Linked DNA regions of Homo sapiens: all the other regions are linked to region 2. A link is a contact called in ENCODE Hi-C or POLR2A ChIA-PET data. All regions are on one chromosome and are shown on one strand. The core of a region is the stretch at or near the end of the contact, and the rest is flanking DNA. Distances in the headings are between cores, read along the strand shown.

Region 1 (2,880 bases), core at 296-2,795, 220 kb after region 2:
TGGCCTTGGGCAAGTTCTTTAATATCTCAGTCTCAGATTCCCATCCAGAAAGAGGCCAGGTGTTTATGGAGGGTATTATTATTCTTCCTTTTCTTAAACTCTTAATATTCAATTTCTTAGGCTACAAAATAAGTTTAATGTTACATGCTGCCATCTATCTATCTATCTATCTATCTATCTATCTATCTATCTATCTATCAGCATCGTCATTTATCATCTCTATATCTATCTATCATATGTCATCTATATATTTCATCTATATAAACATTTAAACAATATTTTTTTCTGGCTCATTATTTTTCTTAATTCCACAAGCCTACAAAGTAGGCATCTTTGCAGTGAGCTATACTCATGCCAGTGCGCTCCAGCCTGGGCAAGAGTAAGACACTGTCTCTATCAAACAAACAAACACCCCAAACCGGACAAAACAACAACAACAAATAAAACAAAGTAGGCATTCTTACCCAATTTTACAGATGAGGAAATCAAGGCCCTGAGAGATTAAGTAACCTTTTAAAGTCACATGGCTAATAAAATGGCAGAACCAGGATTTAATCTCAGGTGTGTCTGGCTTCAGAGGCTTGCTCTCTCCTCCATAATGTGTTGGGTTTGCAGAGACACTGACAGTAAAATATGTGAAATACTCCTGCAGAAATTGATTCTAACAATGAAATGGCAGAGGAGGATCCAAGGTAGGATTAGCCCATCCAGTTAGTTTACTCTCAGTTTGCTCTGAAAGTGATCTTTAGATATTTGAAACAGAAGAAAGTCAGTCTCCTCCAGTAATGACTAAAGAAAAACTGTGCACATTGGCAAAATGGCTGGTATCCTTGCAAACATTCCTCCTGGCTCAAGCTGCAGGAATGGCACAGAGCCCTGGAGCATAGGAAGAGCAGGTGTGGCTTCCAGGGGTACCACTAGTTCTTTCTGCTTCAGTGTAGCTTCCTTTTGAAGCCTTGGTTTCTTTCATCTATAAAATAAGAGATGATAATTTGCTCAGTGATTGCCATGGGGGTTAAATAAGAAACACAGATGAATGCATTTGGATGAGGCACATTTAAATGAAGTTTAACTCACTATGGAGTGAGTCTGTGTATTAGGCATTCTCTGAGTACTGGGTACAGTGATAAATAATGTCGGGATGGTCTTTCGGAGAAAAAGATGTGATAATGGCAGTGTGGACAGGCTGTGGAGAAGGGAGTCATTATCTGGTGTTTGGCTGGATAGTTTAATATGGGGAAGCCTTCAAGGGATATATTTCAAGTTAATGGGATGGGAAGAGGGGAGGGGGAGAAGCAGTTCTTCTGCCTGGGTGGGGTGGGGGGGATGATATAACTGCATCAATCTTCCCTGATGCTGCAGCTGTCCGGAGATCTTTGCCTTTGGCCTTGTTCTTGGCAGAAAGTTCGGCAGTAAGTGGTGCTGTGGAAAATATCTCTGTGGTTAATGAATCAATTCATTAAAAGCACTTAAAACAATGAGAAAAACCCTTTGCTGGTTTGTTTCCATCAAGAATGGGCATCACATGTTGCCTCATCACATCTTTCAACCCAGTGACCCAGGTCTCCTCCTCGTTGCTAGAATCACAGTCTTCACATTTCTCAGGATGCGTCCGGAACTTGGTGACCCTTACGGATGTACTATGTGTTATCACTAGGGTGGTGAATCATGCCAGATGTAGATTTTACCCCCGCTGTTCTCCAGGGAGTACTATGATAGAGAGTTCTTAGAATCCTAAGGCTATTGCATCATAGCTGTGGGATTTGGGGCATATTTTCTTAATAACTTGTATAGGAAGTATACAAGTATAGGAGTATATGGACTCAGTTTTCATGCCTATGAAAATTGTGAAATATGACCTACCTCAAAGAGCTTCTATGAAGAATCAATGAAATACTGTGTAAATGCTTGGGATAAAGTAGATTCTAAGTAAATGTTTTCCTCCAACTTTCCTTTTTCTGCATCAGAGGTCAACAAACTATGGCCGACTGGTCAAATCTGACCACCTACCAGTTTTTGCAAATGAAGTTTTATTGGAACATAGCCACACCCATTCATCTCTGTATCCTCTATGGCTGCTTTTGTGTACAATGGCAGAGTGTACGGCTGTGACAGAGACCAGATGAGTCATCTGTCCACAAAGCCAAAAATATTTACTGTATCATCCTTTACAGGATATCTTTGCCAACCCCTGTTCTACATAGTAGCCTTATCTCTGTGTCCTTTTCCTTCCAAAATTTCTCTTTATCAGACTAAATGCCACTGGTGACTTAGGCCACCACTCCTATGTCAAAGTGTTTAGTCCCTCTGGTTGTTGTCCGAATGCAATCCTATTGATTGCAAGTCCTTGGCCGGGCGCAGTGGCTCACGCCTGTGATACTAGCACTTTGGGAGGCCAAGGCGGGAGGATCATGAGGTCAGGAGATCGAGACCATCCTGGCTAACACGGTGAAACTTCATCTCTACTAAAAAAAAAATACAAAAAATACAAAAAATTAGCTGGCATGGTGGCGGGCACCTGTAGTCCCAGCTACTCAGGAGGCTGAGGCAGGAGAATGGCGTGAACCCTGGAGGCGGAGCTTGCAGTGAGCCGAGATCACGCCACTGCACTCCAGCGTAGGCGACAGAGTGAGACTCCGTCTCAAACAACAACAACAACAAAACACACACACACACAAAAAACAAAAACAAGTCCTTTGAGCATGACTCCAGGTACTGGGCAAACTTCAATCCAATCCTGCTGGCTTTGGTCTGACCAAATCTGAGAAGGTGTCTGTAGGTATCACCAGATTACCAAAGAAGTTCATGTACAGATATGCATGCTTTTCATGATGGTAGCAGCTCATTCTCAAAAGCCTCAGGAGTCACAGATCACTCCTT
Region 2 (3,306 bases), core at 670-3,169:
TCGGAGGGGGAGCGGACTCCCTGCCATAGAGGAGGCCTCCGCCCGTGCCGCCCGGCGCCACGCCCGGGTCGTTCCCGGCCCGGATCGGATAGGTGAAGCTGCAGGTGGAGGGCGCGCTGGCAGGGCCGCTGCTCGACGGCGACGACGAAGAGGAGGCTGACGCTGACGAGGACACGGTGGCGGCCACTGACTCCGGAGGATGGGTCAGCGAATTGGAGAGAATAAAGTCCAGGTCCAGGAGATCGTTGAACTCCTCGGTCTCTCTCCGAGGTAGGGGCGCCAGGTTGCTACCGCCGCAAGCCGCACCGGCTCCGCCGCTCTCCAGGTCTGTGGCCACGGTCGCCGCCGCCAGGTCATAGGGGCGGCCGGGAAGCACTGGGGGAAGTCGCTTCATGTGGGAGAGCTCCTCCCGCCAGCGCTGCGGGGACAGGGCGGGAGAGACCTGTCAGTGGTGGTCCCCTGTTGCCACCCGACATACTGACGTGCTGGCGGGCCACGCGCGACTGCACCGCCCAGACATGGGGACTGGTCAGGCAGGAAGCACCCGGGAACCCAGGGCGCCAGCGCTGCAATCTCGGCCCACTCCCGGGTCGAAGAAGAGGTGATGCGTCTGTATTGCGGGTGTTATGTCCTGTCTGCCCAATTGCGTGTGAGCGAGCGCCGCGGCTGGTCCCTCCCCCTCCAGGTCCCGTGGACGTCCCCGGAATTGGCACACCGAGGCTCTCTCGGTGCGCTCTCGCCACGGGGCCGCCTACGCGCTAAACTCACTCTGGCCCAGCCAGTGTCTGGGGACGCGGCCACCTCCCGCCCGGTGGCCCGAGAGCGCCCGCCCTACCGACAGCGCGCCCGGGGACTGGTGAAGACCCGGCTTGCGCCCCAGGCGGCTCCGCAGTGCTCGCACCACGGGCATACACAGCTGAGCCAAGGACACGGAAGCTATCCCGGGAAGGTTGCGGAGTCCGCGCGGTGGCCGCTCCTTACCCTCGTTCAGTGGCTCTTGGTGACCCCAAGGCTCCGCCCGCCCCCACCACACCCACGAAAACCCACCGGGCGTTCCCGGCGGCCCGGAGCGATACTCACGTTATTCGGGGCACCTGCTTGACGCAGTGTCTTCTCCCTTCCCGCCGGGCCAGACGCGAACGTGGAGAAAGATGGGAGCAGCGCGTCGCTGACAGCCATGTCAGACTCGCCAGGTGGCTGCCTGCGAGCAAGGCAGGGAGCGGAGACAGGAGAGTCAGGGGCGGCTTTCGGCCGTCGTTCCGGCGCGTCCCACCGGTCCTCACCCCTCCCTGCTCCCAGCGCCGCGCGCCTCACCTACCTCATTAATGTGGGGGCCCAGAAGGTCCTCGGCAGCCCGAAGCAGCTGGGGCACCTGAACCCCAAAGTCAACGAAGAGAAGAAACGAAGCCAAAACCCAAAACCCCAAATTGGCCGAGATCCTTCTTCTTTGGATTAAATATAACTTGGAAGCGTCTTTTTTAAAAAGTTCCTTTGTATACAAAAGTTCTTAGAAAAGTTGTAAACGCAAAAATAGACAATCAGCAAGGCGAGTAAGTAGGTCCGGTGGCCGGGCTGCGCTCTCTTCCACTCAGCAGCGTCCCCCACCACTGTCGCGGTCGCCTCGAGTGCTGCCGTGGGCGCAGGGGCTGTGGCCGGGGCGGTGGGCGGGCGGTGCCGCCAGGTGAGACTGGCTGCCGTGGCGCGGAGCTGCGAACTGGTCGGCGGCGCAAGGCGCGGACTCCGGTGAGTTGTGTGGAGCGCGCGCGGCCATGGGCGCGGGCCACGGGCGGGTGGGAGGGTGGGGGGCCAGAGGGGCGGGGGAGGGTCACTCGGCGGCTCCCGGTGCCGCCGCCGCCCGCCACCGCCTCTGCTCCCCGCGCGCCCGCAGACACGTTCGTTCTCTCTGGTCGGGAAACTGCCGGCCGCCGGCGCGCGTTCCTTACTTATAACTTCCTTCGCTACAGCCTTTTCCTCCGCCTTCTCCCATGCCCCGCCCCTCCCTTTCTTCTCTCCGCCCCCCCCGAGGCTCCCTTCCATCGTTGCTATGGCAGCTAAATCAACAAACTCGGCGCACGTGGGGGCGGGGGAGGGGAAGGAGGGGCGCGGGCGGGGCTGGGCCGGGCCGTGACGCCAGCCAGGCAGCTGGCGGGCTGGAGCCGAGCTGACGCCGGCGGCAGTGGTGTCGGCGGCGGCGGCGGCGTCCGCCCCAGCGCGGGGCGCGAGGAACCGGGCGCAGGTTCGGTCGCTGCGCGACCAGGGCCGTACTCACCGCCATTGTCGGCTCCCTGGGTTCGAAGCCCGCGAAGACTGGTGGGGTCAGCGGGCGGCACGGTCACGCGTCCGCACCCCTGCTAGCATACGCGCTTGCCGCGCTGTCTGCGCGCTGGAGAAGAGCGCGATTATCCGCGTGACTCATCCAGCCCTCCATCTCCCCCTCCCTCTCTGCGCTCGCAGGAGTCCGCTCTCGTCGCTCAGCGCCAGTGCCGGTGGCGGTGCCGGCGCTCGGCCTGACCTCGCACGGTTCCTCGCGGGCCCTTCTGCTGAGGGGTGGGGGGCGCTAGGGGTGTGGAGAGGAGGCAGTGCCCAGCACTGTGCAGCGTGAACTGGGAGCCTCAAGAGAAGGCCAGAGGAGTGTTCCGCCGGGAACAGGCGGAAAGAGGCACGAATGGGGAGTTATGGTTTTGATACTTTAAATAGCGAGAAAGGGAGTGAAAGGGCTCAAGATTTACTCAGAGGCATAAGGGAGAGAAGAGGGACTGTGAGGCGCGGAGACAGTTTTCAACCAGCCATCTCGAAGCCCTTTCCTTTTTTTTTCTTTCTTTTTTTTTTTTTTGTGAGACAGAGTCTCGCTGTGTCGCCCAAGCTGGAATGCAGTGGCACGATCTCAGCTCAGTGCAACCTCCGCCTCCTGCGTCCAAGCGATTCTCCTGCGTCAGCCTCCCGAGTAGCGGGGATTACAGGCGTGCGCCACGACGCCGGCTAATTTTTGTATTTTTCGTGGAGACGGGGTTTCACCATGTTGGCCAGGCAGGTCTCGAACACCTGACCTCAAGTGATCAGCCTGCCTCGGCCTCCCGAAGTGCTGGGATTACAGGCGTGAGCCACTGCCTGTAATATTTGATGACTAAATTGCACTGTAGAATAATAATAATAATAGAAGACACCCATTAAAGAAGAATTAAACACTCACTGATGACTTTTCAAGCCACGCACTCTCCTTTCCACTTTATGGATGAGAAATTGAGTCATAAAGAGGTGAAATGGCCAGTAAAGGTCAAAGGACAACTCGTTCCTTCGGCTCAGGCT
Region 3 (2,877 bases), core at 277-2,776, 250 kb after region 2:
GGCACTTCAGGATTTGTTGAAGGGCAGGAGCTGGCTCTGGGTGGCTGAGGCAGGCCTTTTGACCTGCTCTTCCCTCATCACTAGGACTGGAGCAGAAGAGAAGCATCCTTGAGTCTCAGCAGAGCTCGTGGGTAGTCAGTAGGGTGGCTGTGAATTTGTAGTGGGAGGCTGACCTGCAGAGATGGATATCAGCTCTCTGCTTTCTTTCAGCCAGGACCAGGCACCCCACTCTGCTCACTCCATATTTTTATGCCAAGAGGAGAGAGATTGAGATGGACTATGGTCAAGTGCCTTCAATGAGCCTAGCTTCATGACAATGGCACGTGAGTGTAACCAGAACCCAGAATATTCTCATAGAAAGTGGTGGTGGCCTGGCTGACATGGTGGTGCGTGGCTGTAATCCCAGCACTTTGAGGGGCTGAGGCAGGAGGATCCCTTGAGCTCAGAAGTTTGAGAGCAGCCTGGGCAACATAGCAAAACCCCATTTCTACAAAAATTAAAAAATAACTGAGAATGGTGGTGCATGGCTGCAGTCCTAGCTACTCAGGAGGCTGAGGTGGGAGGATTGCTTGGGCCCAGGAGGTTGAGGCTATAGTGATCTGAGATCATGCCACTGTACTCCAGCCTGGGCAACAGAGCAAGACTCTGCCAAAAAAAAAAAAAAAAGAAAAGAAAAGAAAAGAAAGAAAAGGAAGAAAGGAAGGAAGGAAGGAAAAGAGAGAAGAATGTGGTGGCCCATGTCACCTGCTTCAGAATGTAGAACAAAATAGGATCAGAGTTTCTGACTGCTGCAAAGCTCCTCTGCAATTTGTTCTAGCAGATGCGCCCAGGACAGTCATACATGTTAGTGGACCAGGGAAAACCAAGCTGGGTGGACAGGAAAGCCCTGGAGCGAAAAAACCTGAATGTCTTTTTCTGTCTCCAGTGGCGGTTGGCTTGCTCTGGTCGCCCACTCAGCTTTTCCCCTGGACTCCAGAGGCCTGGTACATGCATATCTCCAAGAGAGTATAAACCAAGTAAAACTGATGTCTGTGTAAACTACTGAGGAATCATGGAGAGGGAGAGATGAATTCTACCCGGGGTGGGGCAAGGATTGGCAAAGAAAGGGACATTTATATTGGGTTACGGAAGAGGAATAGGAGTTTTATGGGCAGAAAATAGGGAAAAGCATTCACTGCAAAGACAAAAACCTGTGAAAAATCGTATTTAAAAGCTAGTAAAGGGGCTCACCCTAAGGGAAGAGTGGGGAAGATGAAGCTAGAAGGAGCCCCGCAGGGTGAAGGGCCAGAAGTTATGGGGGCTGAGAAGACTGGGCACTCTCCTTATCATGCCAAGAGGTGCTAGACTAGTGGGGTAAATTTTCCTGCAGCAGTTTCAAGTTGACTCGAACCCTGGCCTTTTCACCCTGGGCCCTATGCCCTTTTATTTTCTGTCTTCCTCCCGCCCTCAGAGTAATTTCAAATAGGTCTCATTTAAGTGAGTAAACATCTCCAATTCAGGCACCCTTCCAAGAAAACGAAAAACACAAAACAAAACAGAAACCTGGGGATTTTACTACTTGGAGCGTGGAGGGAAGAGGCATGCCCAGGCAGGAACCTAGCTCCAGACAGCTTGGGTGGGACAAGAGGGCTGATCAGAGATGCTGGGATTCCCACTTGGGAGACCAGCCCCAGGGATCTCCTTGCATTGCTTCTCTTTTTCAGGGGAAAAGAAATCTCAGAGCAAATATTTGTCATGAAAAGGAAATTTTGGCCGGCCTCAGAAATCACAGATAATTAAGAGATATGATTTATCATTCGTGATGTTTCCCCGTCATGGCCAGGGTATGAGTAAGTGTTTTTCAAGCTGCTTGGCCTTAAACTCAGCGGCGGCTGCTGGGGAAGGCTCTTCTCGCACGTCAGGGGCCTTGCTCTGTCGTCGTTGGGACACAGGCAGGGGCTGGGCAGAGGCTGGGCAGAGGCCTCTCAGTAACAGTTCCCTGGACCGTGAGCCCTGCCTGCCGAGGGAGGATGGCCTGGCAGAACGGAGGGAACGCTGGCTTTGAAGCAAGGCAGACCTAGGTGGGATTCCTTCCTCTGTCATGGCCTCCAGCAACTTCCTTAGCTTCTCTGAGCCTGTTTCCCCCTTTGTGGAGTTAACACAGAGGTTCTCAAATGAAGCAATTTTGCCTGCCACCCCAAGGGACACTTAGCAATGTCTGGAGACATTTTTGGTTGTCACACTAGGAGTAAGGGTACTGGTGGTATCTGGTGGGTTGGGGCCAGGGATGCTGCCACATGTCCTGCAATGCACAGCACAGCCCTCCACAATAGGGACCTGTCGGCTTCGATTGTCACTAGGGCTGAGGTTGAGAAAGCCTGAGTCAAAGCAATGACACAGACCTCAGAGTTGTTGAGAAGATCAAGTGAGATCATCTATCTGTACTGCCTGACACAGAGTGAGCCCCAGATAAATGGGATAAATGGAAGTTTAAAAAGTGGCTGCTAAAGTCATTTCTCCAAAAGGTTATAAGGCCACCAGTCTGGGGTAGTTCTGAAGGAGAGATGCCAGCCGGGAAGAGAAGAAGGCTAACCAGACCTACCCTCTCTAAAGATTCTCCCTCCCACCCTCCCTTTCTTCCTTCTTTTCCTTCCTCCTCCTTCAAATGTTTACTGAGCACCTATTAGCAGCTAGAAATGGGATATAGTAGGGAATAGAACAAAAAGATTGCTGTCCTCATAGAACTTTCATCCTAGTGAATTTCCCACAAATGAATAATATACATTATGATATGCCAAATGGCAAAACAAAATTTTTTTTAATCCTATAAAAAAATAAAGCATGATAAGGGGCATAAACAGGAGTGCTGGGGTGTATGTGTGTAATCGCAGTAGGTGG

What was found. A loop is a pair of places that touch in the nucleus more often than their neighbours do. ChIA-PET counts read pairs that join two places held with the same protein, here RNA polymerase II (POLR2A). Pooled maps may share reads with other maps.
Region 1: a loop to region 2 is called in a map of mammary epithelial cell, with 5 times the contacts of the local background. The contact joins the enhancer-like site here to the promoter of KLF4 in region 2. A Hi-C loop is called at or near these places in 3 of 168 maps with a recorded cell type or tissue (PC-9, endothelial cell of umbilical vein and mammary epithelial cell) and 5 of 50 pooled maps. POLR2A ChIA-PET finds 5 or more read pairs at or near these places in 4 of 52 experiments (A549, GM10248, MCF 10A and 1 more).
Region 3: a map of PC-3 shows a loop between it and region 2 (8-fold over the local background). The contact joins the enhancer-like site here to the promoter of KLF4 in region 2. A Hi-C loop is called at or near these places in 38 of 168 maps with a recorded cell type or tissue (IMR-90, MCF 10A, PC-3 and 23 more), 1 of 37 single-sample maps with no recorded cell type and 27 of 50 pooled maps. POLR2A ChIA-PET finds 5 or more read pairs at or near these places in 4 of 52 experiments (A549, AG04450, MCF 10A and 1 more).

The regions. Positions count from the first base shown.
Region 1 is chr9:107,706,031-107,708,910 of GRCh38, forward strand. It overlaps LOC105376207 (a long non-coding RNA gene), which reads right to left. Exons shown (of 4, transcript XR_930225.3): 3 at 465-970. Among named protein-coding and RNA genes, the nearest start is that of KLF4, 220 kb to the left of the region's middle. Within about 2 kb of position 1,546, at least 4 of the 41 ENCODE cell types and tissues checked have a DNase peak (open chromatin) inside an H3K27ac peak, as active enhancers do; they include mammary epithelial cell, where a contact is called at or near this core.
Region 2 is chr9:107,487,850-107,491,155 of GRCh38, forward strand. It overlaps KLF4 (KLF transcription factor 4), which reads right to left and starts at 1,920. Exons shown (of 5, transcript NM_004235.6): 1 at 1,319-1,920; 2 at 1,081-1,201; 3 at 1-418. The coding sequence starts at 1,323. RefSeq lists silencers at 732-781, 1,433-1,632, 1,992-2,201.
Region 3 is chr9:107,736,670-107,739,546 of GRCh38, forward strand. All of the region lies in intron 1 of LOC105376208 (a long non-coding RNA gene), which reads left to right. Among named protein-coding and RNA genes, the nearest start is that of KLF4, 250 kb to the left of the region's middle. RefSeq lists enhancers at 1,525-2,026, 2,027-2,526, 2,656-2,877. Within about 2 kb of position 1,527, at least 24 of the 41 ENCODE cell types and tissues checked have a DNase peak (open chromatin) inside an H3K27ac peak, as active enhancers do; they include IMR-90, PC-3, adrenal gland and 11 more, where a contact is called at or near this core.